Linked DNA regions of Homo sapiens: region 2 is linked to region 1. The links are chromatin contacts, found by Hi-C in ENCODE. All regions are on one chromosome and are shown on one strand. Each heading gives the region's core, a stretch centred on a gene start or an enhancer-like site at or near the end of the contact. The rest is flanking DNA. Distances are from core to core; before and after follow the strand shown. Region 1 holds the start of CNNM1 (cyclin and CBS domain divalent metal cation transport mediator 1). Region 2 holds the start of HPSE2 (heparanase 2 (inactive)).

Region 1 (3,959 bases), core at 1,366-3,865:
ATGAAGTAAACATGTTATAAGCATGACATCAAGCTTGAGTTTGGGGAGGAGAGTTGGAAGATGGTGACTGCGCTGAAGGAAACCCCACTCATTTGGGTATGCAAGTTTTCTAGGATCTCCTCTACCCAGAATATTTCTTCAGGTCCAGATCTATCCTATTTCACAGGACCACAGTTCCCAGACTTACAAGGATCCTACTGCCTTAGTCAACTTTTAACCCCCAACCTGAGTACTTCCCTCCCCCCCGGGCAAAGACAGGGTCTTGCTCTTTTGTACAGTGGTGGGATTACAGCTCATTGCAGCTTTGAACTCCTGGGCTCGAGTAATCCTCCCGCCTCAGCTTCCCAAAGTGCTGGGATTAGAAGCATGAGCCGCCGCGCCCGGCCCTGGACCTGAGTACTTGATATGTGTGCAATCAATACCTGATGGGAAATTAAGTATGGGGAAGAACGTCTAAGGTGTCTGGGTTTAGTCTACATGATTCAAAAGGCAGAAGAGGTAGAAGGATTTGGAGACACAAATTCTGCTCTATATGAGGAAACATTGTCAGCCACTGGAGCTGTCCAGCAATGGAATTAGTTTGCTCTGTAAATAGTGAGCTTTCGGCCCTGGGAGGAGTTTAAAGCAAAGGCTGCTTGTATGGGAACCTGCAGAGGTGTCTCCTGTAATAGGTGGGGAGCTATGCAATGACCTTCAAGGGCTATCTCCCACCTACACAGTATCTGACATTTGGTAGGCCTTGGAAAAACCTGGTAGAATGGAACAAATAAGGAATATGGTGCATCTTGTGAATCAAGTAGAGAGGAAAGAGGCCTGGGGCTCAATCAGGAGCAAGAAGTGAGGCAGAAGTGAGATGAAAATAGCCAGGGAGCCAAGAGGTAGAGTCTTCCTTGGGTTTTTAGTACCATAGGAGAGAAATTGCTTTGGGTACCTAGAGCCTCACGTGGTTAGGAAAGGATAATACCTTTGAAGGGGATAGGAGTTGGGGGAGAAGATAGACTACTGCTCACCCTTCTTAAACTCCTCCAGAACCGTGTCCAGTCGGGTGTCATTGAAAACACAATGCAGGGGCCGGTTGTAGAAGCGGGTGACAGTGAGGAGCGGGGTGCAGTCGTCGGGGTCCACGAAGGCCAAGTCCTTGACAAATAAAATGTCCACAATGTTGTGCCGCTGGTCACCCTCGTACACTGGGATGCGAGTGTAGCCGCTGCGCAGGATCTCGGAGACAGTGGCGAAGTCGAGCACCGCGTCTGAGCGCAGCATGAAGCAGTCTCCCAGGGGGGTCAGCACCTCCTCCACAACTTTGGTGCGCAGCTCCAGGGCACCCTGTATGATGTTGAGCTCCTCCTTCACCAGGTCACTGTAGGGGTCTGCGGCCCGCAACGTCTCCAGCAACTTCTCCCGCGTGTAGAAGGTGCTTATCTCCTGGCGCAGCGCCCAGTCCAGCAGGCGGCCCAGCGGGTAGCACACGGGGAAGGCGGCTGCCATCAGAAGCCGGGTCAGGCACACGCTGTGCGAGGCGATGGCCAGCCCGTGCCGCGAACACACTGAGTAGGGGCAGATTTCGGCGCCCAGGAATACCGCGCCGGTGCACACGAGCGCCGGCAGCCACGGGAAGTGGATCCCCTCTTCGCTGTAGTCTTCCCCGGTGCCCCCGAAGCCCGGCGGCAGCGAGGTGTACAGCCAGCCAGCCAGGGCCGCGTTGGCTCCGGCTTGGCCCAGGAGTAGGGTGCAGAGCAGATGGGTCCCCCTGCCGCGAACGGCCTGCACGCGGCGCGCCTGCTCCTGCTCGGCGGCCGAGCCGCTGTTCCGCAGCACCCGTAACTCCACCGGGTCCAGCGACAGCAGGCTCAGGCGCAGGCCGCTGAACAGGGCCGACAAGGCTAGCAGCAGGAGCGCCCCGAGCGCCCGCAGCCACGCAGGGGGCAGCAGGTCCCCGCCTGGGCCGTACAACCGCGGGCGAACGCGCAGCAGGAAGCCGCCGGCGGCGCCGTGGTGGTGCCACGCGCGCCCATCCCAGGCGCAGAGTGAAAAGAGCTTCCCGCCACCGCCCGCGCCGCCCCGCTCCGCTTCGCCCTTGCGCAGCTCCCGCACTCGCACCTGGACCAGGGCCGAGCCTGCCACGCCCCCGGGACGCAAGGGCCCCAGGACTTCCACGTCCGATGCCCAGTCGCTCTGCTCCCTGCAGCGCTGCGGTCCCGGGGGGCGAGTGGGGACCGCGCTGGGGGCCACGCCGCCACCGCCCGGGGGCTCCTCGATGAACACGAGCCGCGGAGCCCAGTCGCCGGTGCCATTCTCCCCCGAGTTGAGGGTCGGTGAGGGCACCGGTGCGGCGGTGGCCGGCGGTCCTGGCTGGAAATAGACACGCAGGAGGAAGCTGGTGCCTTCGGCGGCGCGCAGGGTGCCCCCCTCCAGGGACACGCGGCCTCCAGCAGTGTCCTCGGGCCGCAGGCCCAGCAGCCAGGCGGCGGCGGCCGGGGGCCGAGGAGACAGGGAAAAGAAGAGCAGGAGCACAGCGCCTCGGCTGCAGCAGTCCCGGAGCCTGACACCCACCGCTGCTGCCGCCGCCGCGGCCGCCGCCATCCTGCACCCAGCGCAGCTGCACGTGATACTGCAGGAAGCCGAGCGAGAGCTGGAGGGAGGAGGAGCCGGAGCTGGGAACCCAGCCGCAGGCAGGTCACCACGTGTACGCCCACTGCGCGCGTGGGCTGGTGGCGGTGGGCATTCAGACTCCACCTGGGCAGGAGGTCCCCGCTGGAGGCTGGAGGTGGCCAGGCATCACCGCACTGTGCGTAGCGGGTACACACTTCGGTATATCTGAGATGCAGCCTGAAAAGTCTGGGTTTGCAGCATGGCCTCCTACTCCAAAAGTAAGGTGCTCCTCTGCGAACTCCTACCCGGCAGTAATTCCCTGCCGGCTCCACTGCTTCCCCATTGGCCCGGGAAATTTCCCAGCTTTTCGCTTCTCCTGCCACTTGCATTCCCCCTTCTGGTCAAAAGAATATTCTGGAGTCAAGTCTTGAATATGTGAAAACTTTTAGCCTCAACTCCAGCCGACCTTTCATTATTGTAAACATTTCTGGATTATTTAAGTTCAATTCTTAGTTAAGATCCGAATGTCCATCAATAAGAAACTGTTGAAATAAGTGAAACCACTGTGCAATGGAATACTATGCGGCAATAAAAAATAATGCGGTGGATCTGTTGTATATGTGATACGGAAAAAAATCTCCAAAGTAATTGTAGAAACAAAGTAAGGTGCAGAACAGCAAGTATAATATGCTACCATTTGTGTTAAAAGTATTTATGTATAAATTTGTACACACACACACACTTATATGAGATTTATTTATTTATTTATTTATTTTGAGATGGAGTCTTGCTCTGTCGCCCAGGGTGGAGTGCAGTGGCACAATTTTGGCTCACTGCAACCTCCACCTCCCGGGTTCAAGCGATTCTCCTACCTCAGCCTCCTGAGTAGCTGGGATTACAGGCGTGCGCCACCGCGCCCAGCTAATTTTTATATTTTTAGTAGAGATGGGGTCTCACCATGTTGGCCAAGCTGGTCTCGAATCCCTGACTTCAAATGATCCATCTGCCTCGGCCTCCCAGGGTGCTGGGATTACAGGCGTGAGCCACCGCGACCCGCCGTTTACATCTTTTAATTAATTTATTTATTTTGAGACGGAGTTTCGCTCTTGTCACCCAGGCTGACGTGCAATGGCGCGATCTCGGCTGACTGCAACCTCCGCTTTCCAGGTTCAAGCGATTCTCCTACCTCAGCCTCCTGAGTAGCTGGGATTACAGGCGCCCGCCATCACGCCCGGCTAATTTTTTTTTTTTTTTTTTTTGGTAGAGACGGGGTTTCACCACGTTGGCCAGGCTGGTCTCGAACTCCTGACCTCAGGTGATCCGCCTGCCTCGGCCTCGCAAAGTGCTGGGATTACAGGCATGAGCCA
Region 2 (4,034 bases), core at 201-2,700, 94 kb after region 1:
TGTTTGATACCAAGGAGGGCCCTGGACGCTTCTGCGTTTCTGACTGCCCGCACTACATAAAGTAGTTCCCTTCATCTGCCAAGTAGAAGTCCCATTTTGTCTCAGAAAGAAGCCGAAAGTGGGGCCCAGCAATGTGACTGCAGCAAACTGTGCCTGATCCCTTTCCCGCGCTTCAGGATAGGACCTAGAGTTCAATTTGCAAGCTGTTGTGGGGTGGAAGCTCAATGAGCAGCGGCGGGTCGTGCATCACAGCGGCTTCCGGCTGTTATTCCCCATCCAGGGCTATGTGACTCTGGTTTTGACTGGGGGCCGAGATGGAAACCCGAAAGTGTCACTATGGTCCCATCTGGCACTGTAAAGGCGCACTTCCCTGCAGGAGGGCTAAGTATAGGATTGACCTCCAGGAGGGTCTGGAGGGGGGACTCTACCTGTGCAGCAGAATAGAGTGGCCAAGAAGTGGCACAGTTGGACGCAGAGCCGCCCTGACTATCCAAGCACAGCTCAGGTAGCTTCGACTTGGCCAAAGCCAGCATGTATTGACGCTCCCAAGACGCTTATTCCTCGGTTGCGGGAAGAGCAGAGCAGAGCGAGGGCGCATGTCCCTTTTGGCCCTCGGATCGGAAAAGCTGCTTGACCAGGTCACTATGTTTTTCCTTCTTGCTACTCTTTGCCCTATGGAGGTCAGAGGATGCTTCGGTGTGGCTATCCAACGCGTCACAGAGATCAGGGCTCCTCTTCGGGGAATGTCCTTCAGGGCTCTATGCTTTGACAGGAATCACCGCCTCAAGACCCCTCTGCAACTTAACCGCCCTTGGTATTGCTGCTTCAACCAGAAAAGGGCCCTGAGCGGACGAAGTGCCTGACGCTGTCAGGAGAAACAAGCGTGCTGTCGGTGGGAACTCTATCCCAGCGCGTCCCGGGTTGGCGCTGGGGCTTTCGGGTCGGAGTCGGAGCTTGAACCGCCCTCCAGAGCCTCTCAGGGAAGGACGTAAAAACGAGACCCTTTGCTCTGTACCCAGACGGTACAACGGCATGGTTTGGATTCCTCCCTCTGCTTCCTGACCCTAGAGGGTTAAATTAGGAGGGTACAACGCCACCCTTTTCTCCTCCTTCCCGCCTGCTCCCCTCCCCTTACCTTTAAAAAGTTAAAAAATGTCTGCAGTAGAAATCTCTTAAAGGGGCGGTGCCGGTGTACGAGTTCTCTTGGCAAGAGTCACGGGGAAGGCTGGCTAGGGGCGTGAGTTCGCTCCACCAGCACCAAAACACTGAAAAAAAAAATTAAAAAAAATTAAAAAAAAAAAAGAAAAAAACAAAACGAGCGAGCGAGCGAGCGAGAGAGAGAGAGAGCGGGAGAGAGAGAGAGTGTGTGTGTGTTGGGGGGGTGGTGGGAGGAAGGGAAAAAAAGGGGGGAAAAAGGCGGACAGACACACACTTTAGATAAGGACAATTAGTCACTAGCGAGACCCAGTAGGAAGAGAGGTTTAAATCAGAGGGATTGAATGAGGGTGCTTTGTGCCTTCCCTGAAGCCATGCCCTCCAGCAACTCCCGCCCCCCCGCGTGCCTAGCCCCGGGGGCTCTCTACTTGGCTCTGTTGCTCCATCTCTCCCTTTCCTCCCAGGCTGGAGACAGGAGACCCTTGCCTGTAGACAGAGCTGCAGGTTTGAAGGAAAAGACCCTGATTCTACTTGATGTGAGCACCAAGAACCCAGTCAGGACAGTCAATGAGAACTTCCTCTCTCTGCAGCTGGATCCGTCCATCATTCATGATGGCTGGCTCGATTTCCTAAGGTAAGGCAGGGGTTTCGATGGATCATTTAAAATTTTTTAGTAACACCCCCTCAAGCCCTTCCTATCCCCCATTCCAAAGGGGAAAGAAGAAAATAAGCCAAGCAGATCTCTCAAAGAGAAGAAAAGAGGTTTTCCTTCTCCTGGATTGTGTGCTGTGAGGCTGTAACTAGTGATTGAGAAAAGCAATGTTTTCTATTAAGATGCACATGTTTGCAATGCAGAAGGCATTTCAGAAACTTATCAGTTATGACTGAAAAAATGTTGTGCTTACATATATCCACAATTAGCCTTCCCGTCTACTTCTGAAAAAGAAACAAGAGGTTCAGAGCAGTTACAAAAGCGAAGAAAAGGTCTCAAACAACAAAGAGCTGAAAGGAATGGGTATGTGTGTGTGTGTGTGTGTGTGTGTGTATGTGAGACAGGAGAGTGTGTGTGTGTGAGTGTTCAAGCGGGATTGCACGAAACTGGAATTTTCCACGGAAAGATCGTTTCGTCAGTTCTCTCCCACTCTCAGAAAACGAATTTAAGCAGAGGCTTGAGTGGTGGGCAAGTTGGATCGGAGTTAAAATTTTTTATTTTATATCCTCCGCTGTCATTTCCAGACTTCAGGACTTTGTAAGGCGCTTTTTATAGACGGAATGCCCCCCTCCCCCCGCCAGTTCCTCCTCCTTAAATCTCCTGCGGTAACTGCACAGTTTAGCTTTTCTTTAAAGGAAAAAAAAAATCCTCGCTGGGGTCACAGCGTTATAAGGGAAGCGGTAAGAGTCCTAGAAATACTCCAGGGAGGCTTCGGAGATCTGAACTCCGCACCAGCAGATTAGCAAACCCGGAGGTTTGTGATCCCCTTTGCTCTAGGGCTTGTAATCTAATTGGGCTCACACTCTTCCCGGGTTGTTGCAGTTTGGCAGTTAGGCAACTGCGATCCCTTCCCATCAGGGACAGAGTTGCAGTGTAAAATAAGAAATAAATCCTCTGCAATGTCGAATCCAAGTGTTGAGTTTTTAAAAATTCCCTACAAGTTGGAGCCTCAGCTGTGGGTTCCCCTCGAAGAGCCCTCAGCGCTCTCAGTCCCACTTTGCCCCGAGGCCAGGTCCGTTGTGCGTCCTTCGTATTTTTCACTCCTTGCGAAATTCGAGTTTTGCTTCTTGAGGTGCGCCCGCCTCTCAGCTCTTGGGGTTGTCCCCCTGGCCCGGGTCGGGTCTGCGGACGCGGCAGGTAGCGGGAGGCGCCACGTGGAGCGCTCCTTCCACGTGGAGGAAAGGTAGCCGGAGGACTGAGAGGCTGTAGCTGCCCTTGCCGAGGCCGTTTCGGTTCCTGTTGGTGCGGTTGCCGCGAGGGCGGAACAGCCAGCTCCGCGCGGCCCAGCTTCCTCTTCGAAAGCTCTTTCGTGCAGCAGAGCGCGTCTATGAGCTCGTCCGAATGTAGGGTGCAACGGAGTTTTCCGCAACGCTTGTCCCACTTTCATTGAACTCCTTCAGCTGCGCAGACCCCCTTTCCCCCACCAGCTTTCTTTCTTTTTTTAAAAAATCTGCCTGTTCGCCTAATGCTTTCCTGCCTCAGAAAAGAGTCTGGAAGGCAGATTTTCGGGGAAGAAGTCCTGGCGGGGCGCATTCGCATTGGCTGTGCAGGCTTCTGGATGAAAGGTTGTTGGAACTGCCCTTTCCCCAGGACCGGATTCGCGCGGACGTCTCCTTTGCCACAGTAGGCCCACGCGACGCCCTGACTGTGCCTGTCCTGGAGTGCGGTCCCGGAGACTTCTGCCAAACGACCATTCTGGTTACAAGACCCTGGGGTAGCCACGTCTCTTCTCAAAAAACTCTCCAAAAGCAGAGTCTGTTTTTTCTTTCTCGTATCCACCTCCTTTATGATGCTCTTTAACGTCACCATGTGGATTTGGGTTTTCAGAATCTGAAACAGTAAAGCGTTAAAAAATAATTTACAGACCCGGAACTCAACAGCTGATCCCCTCTGCATTATCAGTATCTGCATTGCTCCTTTTCTACTCCTTCCCAAAGCAGCAGCCTTTGGCTTTTAAAAAACCTATTGATGGAAATCCTGACCTTAAATAGATGCAAATGCTATTGTTTTGTGCTCATTTAGTATCCCATAACGCGCAGGTTCCACATTTCGGCAAGCTTCATTTTCCCTAGCGGTTCCAAACGGCCCCAAGTGGGAAAGAAGAAAGATGGAGCCTAACTCGGGGGTGGGGTGGGGAGGAGGATGTTACCTTTCCTGAGATCAGGCG

Evidence for each region. A loop is a pair of places that touch in the nucleus more often than their neighbours do. Pooled maps may share reads with other maps.
Region 2: a loop to region 1 is called in a map with no recorded cell type, with 6 times the contacts of the local background. The contact joins the promoter of HPSE2 here to the promoter of CNNM1 in region 1. A Hi-C loop is called at or near these places in 1 of 168 maps with a recorded cell type or tissue (endothelial cell of hepatic sinusoid), 2 of 37 single-sample maps with no recorded cell type and 1 of 50 pooled maps.

What each region holds. Positions count from the first base shown.
Region 1 is chr10:99,328,012-99,331,970 of GRCh38, reverse strand. It overlaps CNNM1 (cyclin and CBS domain divalent metal cation transport mediator 1), which reads right to left and starts at 2,615. Exons shown (of 11, transcript NM_020348.3): 1 at 1,011-2,615. The coding sequence starts at 2,583.
Region 2 is chr10:99,233,268-99,237,301 of GRCh38, reverse strand. HPSE2 (heparanase 2 (inactive)) reads left to right here and starts at 1,450. Exons shown (of 12, transcript NM_021828.5): 1 at 1,450-1,789. The coding sequence starts at 1,500. RefSeq lists enhancers at 1-372, 373-873 and a silencer at 3,021-3,140.